Regions from separate parts of the Homo sapiens genome. Here regions 1 and 3 are each linked to region 2. Evidence: chromatin loops called from intact Hi-C (ENCODE). Cell type or tissue: PC-3. All regions are shown on one strand. Region 1 overlaps GPR180 (G protein-coupled receptor 180). Region 2 overlaps ABCC4 (ATP binding cassette subfamily C member 4 (PEL blood group)). Region 3 overlaps ABCC4 (ATP binding cassette subfamily C member 4 (PEL blood group)).

The links. Hi-C counts contacts between places; a loop is a spot of excess contacts. Peaks named below come from ENCODE experiments on the same cell type or tissue, not always from the same donor. Only the 100,000 strongest peaks of a DNase experiment are listed, where the experiment ranks them.
Region 1: a loop joins it to region 2, with 11 times the contacts of the local background. A loop is called at or near these places in 6 of 110 quality-filtered maps.
Region 3: a loop joins it to region 2, with 10 times the contacts of the local background. A loop is called at or near these places in 4 of 110 quality-filtered maps.

Annotation. Positions count from the first base shown.
Region 1 is chr13:94,619,031-94,621,530 of GRCh38, forward strand. It overlaps GPR180 (G protein-coupled receptor 180), which reads left to right. Exons shown (of 9, transcript NM_180989.6): 4 at 120-300; 5 at 438-487; 6 at 2,048-2,205. Among named protein-coding and RNA genes, the nearest start is that of GPR180, 18 kb to the left of the region's middle. In PC-3, a CTCF peak has its summit at 1,467; no DNase peak of the experiment used is centred here.
Region 2 is chr13:95,153,415-95,155,914 of GRCh38, forward strand. The region is part of intron 19 of ABCC4 (ATP binding cassette subfamily C member 4 (PEL blood group)); the gene reads right to left. Among named protein-coding and RNA genes, the nearest start is that of SNORD13G, 56 kb to the right of the region's middle. In PC-3, no CTCF peak of the experiment used is centred here; a DNase peak (open chromatin) is centred at 1,207; H3K4me3 peaks cover 1,248 bases; H3K27ac peaks cover 2,500 bases.
Region 3 is chr13:95,099,367-95,101,866 of GRCh38, forward strand. All of the region lies in intron 20 of ABCC4 (ATP binding cassette subfamily C member 4 (PEL blood group)), which reads right to left. Among named protein-coding and RNA genes, the nearest start is that of SNORD13G, 110 kb to the right of the region's middle. In PC-3, no CTCF peak of the experiment used is centred here; DNase peaks (open chromatin) are centred at 435 and 1,375; H3K4me3 peaks cover 1,127 bases; H3K27ac peaks cover 2,500 bases.

The DNA.
Region 1 (2,500 bases), 530 kb before region 2:
GCTATGACTCCAGTTAAAAAACAAGTTCTAGAAATATATTGACAGGGAGATTTGAAAGCAGCCCAATACGATAACTGGCTTTGTTTTACTGAAGCAAACTCCCTTTCTTCTCTTCACAGGGTTACATGAGTTCTTTTTCCTCCTAGTCCTAGTGTACTTTGTGATTGCTTGCATTTATGCTCAATCATTGTGGCAGGCTATTAAGAAAGGCGGACCCATGCACATGATTTTAAAGGTTCTGACAACTGCATTGCTGTTACAAGCTGGTTCAGCTTTAGCTAATTACATTCATTTCTCCAGGTAACTCAAAACCACTAAAACTGTGTTCATCATTACATCTAATTAATCCTAATTAGTCCACCAAAATTATGCTTGCTTTGATTATAAACAATTTTTTTCACATTTGTAATTTACACTACTCTTCTTCAATTCCTCAGTTACTCCAAAGATGGAATAGGGGTACCATTTATGGGAAGTTTGGCAGAATGTGAGTATCTTTCTGAGCATTTTTTAAAAAGCTTTTACACTCGCTATCTGCTTTTTTTTTATTTCTTGTCATAGTATAAATTTTCTGTCGAAAATTGTTTAGAAATCAGCTTGACTGAGAACAGGATTACAGTTTAAGTTCCCATATGTCTTACTTAGTTTCTTCTTAATAATAGGTAATGTGTACAGCTCCTCGTTGTTTTTTTGTTTGTTTGTTTGAGACAGGGTTCTTACTCCGTAGCCCAGGCTGGAGTGCAGTGGCACAGTCACGGCTCACTGCAGCCTCAAACTCCTAGGCTCAGGTGATCCTCCTGCCTCAGGCCTTCCCAGTAGCTGGGATTACAGGCACATACCATCATGCCTGGCTGATTTTTAAATTTCCTTTTCTGTAGATGGGGTCTCACTATGTTGCCCAGGCTGGCCTTATACTCTTGGGCTTGAGGGATCCACCCACCCTGGCCTCCCAAAGTCCTGGAATTACAGGCATGAGTCTCCACACTCTGCCTTTTCATTGTTTTTAGGTATATTTATATACATTCTCTCATCTTATCCTCAATAGAAAAGGGGTCTGCATATCCTTATTTTGCAGATAAAGGATCTGGGCTCAGTGATGTGAAACATACTTCCACATGTCAGTCAGCTATTGAGTGGTAGAGACTAGACTCAGACCTAAATTTTCTTACCTCAAAGCTGAAGTTTTTCTTCCTATTATAATTCCACTCTCTGTTATAACTGACTCTTTTCTATTTCTGACCCAAAGCCTAAAACTCACATCAAAATATGCTGTGAAGAAAAGTGATAAGTTTTCTTAAAAATCATTAAATGCTACCTCATAAAATAAATATATATATGAAACTTGAAGCATTTATAGATTTCTGTTGTTTTCTTGTAGTGTTAACCTGGATACAGGTGGTTTTGATACATCTTTTCTGTTTGAAGTAGCAGGCTTCCCCTGCAGTGTAGGTGATGGCCACCTGGTGGCACATCACACTAATGCATGGAGCTTCTCATTTGTCTTCAGGATTCTGAAAGTAAAGCCAATGTTTGGATGTTATGGGAGCTATGCATTTCATTGTATTGTTTCTTGTTAATAGTTTTAGAAAATACTCTTCACATTATAGTTCAGCCATCAAAAAAAATTCACCCAGAAATGAAGGTACTAGTATTCTCCATATTGCAGAAATCGTATTTAGAATTTGCTTTAATAAGCAGTGAGTTATAGAGAACAGGATTATGTAGTTAGAAAAGCTAAGAAAAATGGGAAACGAAAAGAGTTAAGGTTGGACTTAATGGACATATGGTATGGGCATATATATGTATTTTTAAATAGTATTGCTGCTGTTTTAACTATTTTAATAAATATATTACAAAATTTATGGCAATTTTTAAATCTTTAGAATTATTACCTGCGAATATCTCTTAATGAATTTCGTTAGCTTCTCTTTGAAAATGGCTTTTTGTGGTTTTTCTTAAAAAAAAAAAAAGATGTTCTCAATGCAAAAAGCACTAAATTTTTTATATTGTGAAAACTTGGTTGACGTTGGTTTTCATGTCCCATTAGTTTTTGACATCGCTTCCCAAATTCAGATGTTATACTTACTTTTGAGTCTATGCATGGGTTGGACAATAGTCAGAATGAAGAAGTCTCAAAGCAGACCTCTCCAGTGGGATTCTACGCCTGCATCCACTGGCATTGCAGTATTCATTGTCATGACACAGGTGGGTATTGATACTCAGTGTTTCTGCTTAGTAATCCTCAGAAATGCAAACTTGAGCATACCTCATTTCAGAATTGAAACCTGGGACCCATAAGGAATTTGTGTCATTTTTTTTTTCTTGAAATTTCTGAGCTTCTACAATTTGTGTCATTTAAAGTATGAATTTAAAGAGTGTTAGATCAAATAATCTTAATTATCTGGATGCTACTATATGTAGACTGCAGAATTTAATTATAATTTACCTGAATTTGAGCTCCTATCAGCTTATTTAAGCACAGTATGTTTAATACTAGGTT
Region 2 (2,500 bases):
AAACCATAGCCACGGACATTAGACTGAAGTGGAGAACTTACATATATCGAGAGAGACAGAGAGAGAGAGATACAGGCATATACAAATACATGCAGGTATCACATTATATACACTATAGGAAAACAATTTAACACAGTTAAGTAAAATGTCATCTTATAATTTCCTGAAATATTACATGATTATCACTTTGAACAAAGCACATTCTTCCCTAGTTTTTTATCTTTTTAACATTTTATTGGACAAACACAGTGCTTTCTCTGTTACTAAGTTGTCAGTATCTCCATGTATGATTTATTATGGAGAAAAACCATGAATCAGAACATTCTAGTAGATTAAAAATTATGCCAAAATGATGCAATATTTACCAGCTGTAGACAAGTGCTACAGTAATCGCTTACATACAGATTACTGACAAAATAACAATAGCAATCAAATATATGTAACTACGTAACTATTTAAACTCCTAACAAAGGCTTTTATGATACTATTAGCAGTAAAGGAGCAACTCCCATAAAATATGACTTCGTATCACCCCTGATAAGAGTTTAAGTACATATAACCATTGTTATGTGAAAAAAACATTATTTTTAATTTGTGATAACCCGACAGGATTTAATTACCACACCTACTTCAAACTCTTAGCTGTTTCATTCAAAGCTGAAAAAACAATATTTATGTGGCTATTGAGAATCATTATGATTGATGCAATCTTTTGTGTTATTCCCTTTATAGTCACTTGCATTTGTTATTATTAACAAGAAAAAATGAAAGGGGAAATGTGTGTTTTTGTTTTGCAACAAAGCTTTTCTGGTGATGACTAACTTCTTCCTTTGAACACAAAAAGCCTCTTAAACTAACTAATGTACATATAAATGTGTTCTTTACAATACGCATCAGGCAAGGGGGTGGGAGGGAAAGCCCGCAGGACTTAAGCCAGAATTAAAAGCAATATAGGCAAGATTGAGTACATGAAAGCTGTCAGGACGGTTGTTATTCTCAATTTCTTACAGCTCATCTGCTCTCAAGGAAGAAAAATCATAGTTTCTTTTAACCATATCCACAACAGATCTCACTTGAAAGGAAACATAGCGAGTGATTTGGCATCAATGGGCATATTACCAATTTTCCAGCATCACTACTGAATATTTATACTGGTGACGAATGATGACACTGAGGAAATATTTTAGCACGAAGCTTTGCCTTGTAAATTGTCTGAATGGTGCTGTGTCAAAACAACACCTACCATAAATCAGAGGTTTTAGGACCAGTATTTCTTGTTTAAACATGCTACCTGCTCAGCAGAATCACTTGTGTGAACAGGCATAGATTAATGTGTGCTGGGCAGAGCCATCTTACCCCCTAGCTTATAGAGCTATAATTTAACAAGCCTATTATTGTAGAGGTAATTTTGACAGTGCTGAAATATTATACTTGTTAAAAATGCACATTTAGCACCAACTCCAGTGGTCATTTGAACTGAATAAACAGATAAATAGGTATCCCTACAATTATGTTTCTTCTTTATTGATGACTCTTTTTTTCTGGCAAGGAAGTGGGATATGGACATCAGATTTTATAGAGTATCGCAAGACAGTCTTTCTGATCATATAAAAAGCTCATCATGGAGGTTGCTTTCAGTTCTCCACAAATTATTTAGCAACTTGTAGTGGATTCCAGAGTCCCTTTCCAGGTTTCAGAAACAGAACAATAGTTCAAACCACTACCACCCTCCTCCCCTCAATTCCTGTAGGATGCACATCCTAACTTCCCATTCAGTCAAGCTGGGAAGGAATCATTCTTTTTTTTTTTTTGGAGACAGGTTGGAGTGCAGTGATGCAATCACAGCTCACTGCAGTCTTGACCTCCCAGACTCAAGTAATCCTCCTGACTCAGCCTCCCGAGCTGCTGGGACTACAACCACGCCTGGCTAAAAGCTGAGAATCTTAATCACTGGGGCAACCCTCGATTTTTGATTAGGGAACATAGGAGAATATGTCTATCTTAAAATCTAGTACTAGCATTCGCATTCCATACCTCAGTGACCACAAGCATCTTCCACTGGATTAAAAAAAAGAAACATGGGAAGAAGTCAATATGTTTCTTTTTTCTTTTATCTAGTGTTTTAGCTCTCATTTACCTTAATCTATAAAGAAAAAAGAATGATATGAATCTGGTTTTTTTGTTACACTGTTGAAGGCATCGATGAACATAAATATACATACACACACATACTCCCCACGCACACACTGGAGAAAAACCAGTTGTGTAAAACACACTGGCTGTAACCCAATATTAACTTTTACTTCCCTGAGAGAGTAAACAAACACTTCTACCAACACCAGCTCTTGGGTTCTTAAAGCCAAATTAACAAATTGAAAGCAAGTAAACATTTATCTGGCACCCATTAGAGTCAGTGTACTTAGCTAAATGTTATGTCACCATAATTAGGCATGAGAAAACAGGACAACAAACCGCTCATCTTTTCTCCAAAACAAAGAGT
Region 3 (2,500 bases), 54 kb before region 2:
GGAGACTTCCTGAGGAGATGGAAATGCTCTACATCTTGTTTTAGAGGGTGGATATTGGAATGTACACAATTAGTAAAATTCAACCTAAAAAAAACTGTCGATTTTATTGTATATAAACTATACCTCAATAAAAATAGATAGGGTAAAAAAAATATGACACTAGAATTTCATTCCCATCCCTTTGGCCATGTTCAGGCAGAGGTTGGGCAGTGTATCAATACACAACCATAACGCTAAGAGATGATCTCCTCAGGTGCATTGAGGGTGGGAAAGGGCAAATGTGAGAACTAATGGTAACCAGCCCATGTGCCCTAGAACAAAAATGGCTCCTGATCCATGTTTGATACGTGTCCCATAGGTGGCTGGCCCTTTGCTGCGATGCACAAGCGGCACTATCGGCTTCATGACTCAACGCAAATGAGAGAGAACACTAAGTCAATGAACCCAGGGAAAGGGCTGAAAGAAAACAAGTGAGTCACAAAACTCACAAGTAGAACAGATTACACTTACCCATGCCCCACATCAGATGGAAGTGATACATCCATATAGAAAATAGTGACTGCAAGATTTTAATAAAACTCAGGCAAGTTCTCCAGTCCAAACCTTTTTTTGTTCATCTTATCAAGAAAACTCAGTAGGTATACAGACAAAAATGAATGTAATCAATCAAGAATAGCATAGAGAGAATTTAAAGGTCCTCAATTAAGTAAACATTTGGCCATTTTCCTCTCCTGGGTAATAGCTGTCCATTTTATCATTACTAAGGATGCAAAATGACAAGAAGAGAAAGCACCACGAATGGCCACTATTGTTTTGCAATGGACATCATCCAATATGCCAGAATGGAAAGTTCTATGCTCTGCTGAATACCACCAGACTTGATAAAAATGAGACTCTTAATTTTTTTCTTTAGGTCTTAATTAGCTTCTTGTTAAACTACAAACATTATCATTGGAACACACATGCTGGGAAAAATTGGAACACTGGTTGCCAGCCTGGGAAGCCTGGGAGGGTCCCCAGTGATTAACTGTCACCACACTAATGGTGACAGTACTGCTTTCTACATGTGCTATCACACTGGAAAAAACCCAACCATTGCATCTTTCATTAAAAAAGAAAAGGTAAAGGAATTGTTAGAGTGGGCCTGTGTGAATCCTATCATCCTGATCTCAGAAATCCAGGGGTCAAGAGTTGGCAAATATTTCCAGTAACTCATGTCATCAACTGCCCTGTCTATTAACAAGGAAATCCACTTTAATGTGGCAGTTGGCATGAATCATTATCTCTAGGGCTGGCATTTTCACAGACTAGTCCATCCTTGTAAATGCAGTGACTAAAACTCTTTTGTTGACTTTGAAAGCATGAGAACGCCGTGATTCAGTTAAAATGGATGAGTTTACTTTTGAAAGACTCAGTAAAACAGAGATCTTTCAAATGACGGCAAGGCGACCTAACTAACGATCTCTTTTGTCCAATGGGGATTTGAGGGTAGGAGTTGGGGGAAGGGGTGAACAAACCTCAGAAATCTCAAAATGACAAAGTCATTGTTCAGTGTGCTTTCTACACACTTTCCCTGACATCTCTACACAATGAAATGTAAGGGTCAGTGGTACTGAGACAAGTCAAGGCAGTTCCACTCTTTTGCTTCTATAAAAGCGAGTGACCCAACCTATTATACTCAAGTCTTAGGATGGCTTTGTTCTCCACATCCAGATGCAGCAGCTTTTTCTCCTGCCCCTCATCCTGCCCTCCCACCCCCCTAGGGAAGAAATGACTGAGGACACCTCCTTCACATTTTCTTTTTCTTGGGCATTTCACTTCATAAAGCTGCAGTCAATGTGTTTTGTTTGTGGGAGGAGGGACTGGCACATTCAGTGGTGGTCTCCACTGCTGCCTGCATTGGTGGCTCAAGTAGCCTCAGGACTAGTCCTTTGTGTTCCATGAAAGGATATGAAAAGTCAGTTATTTAAGCTCAGTCAAGCTGCTGATTTTTTTTTTTTTTTAGATGAGGGGTGTGTAGGGAAGAAAGGTTTTGCAATTCCGTGTGCCTCAATATATTACAGTATTTTGCTGAGTGCAGCTGTGTGCAAGTTAGCACACTCGGAGCACTCCCAAATTTAAACAGAAAAAATTAAAATGCCTAAATCCAACCTCTGCATCTTATCTTCATTTTTCATTTGTTTTTTTCTAGTAGGAAGACTTCTTAGAGGCAAAGATTTTAGCTAGCAGAAGTCTAGATAACTCAGACTCTACACTCAATGTTATCAAGGGCCAAGGAAGTTTCAGCAATATTATGAAAATTACGTTATTATGAGATATTTAGTGCTCACTGGTTTATTCTGAAAACAACTGATTTTGATACTGTGGTTCCAGAAGAGAAAATAGCCATTAAAGCCTTCAGGGATAATAAACCTAATATCTGGAATACAAACTCATGTCCTAATACTTATGGGTCTGGTAACTGTCTGACAATTACCTTAATGCAGCATAATGTCATTGT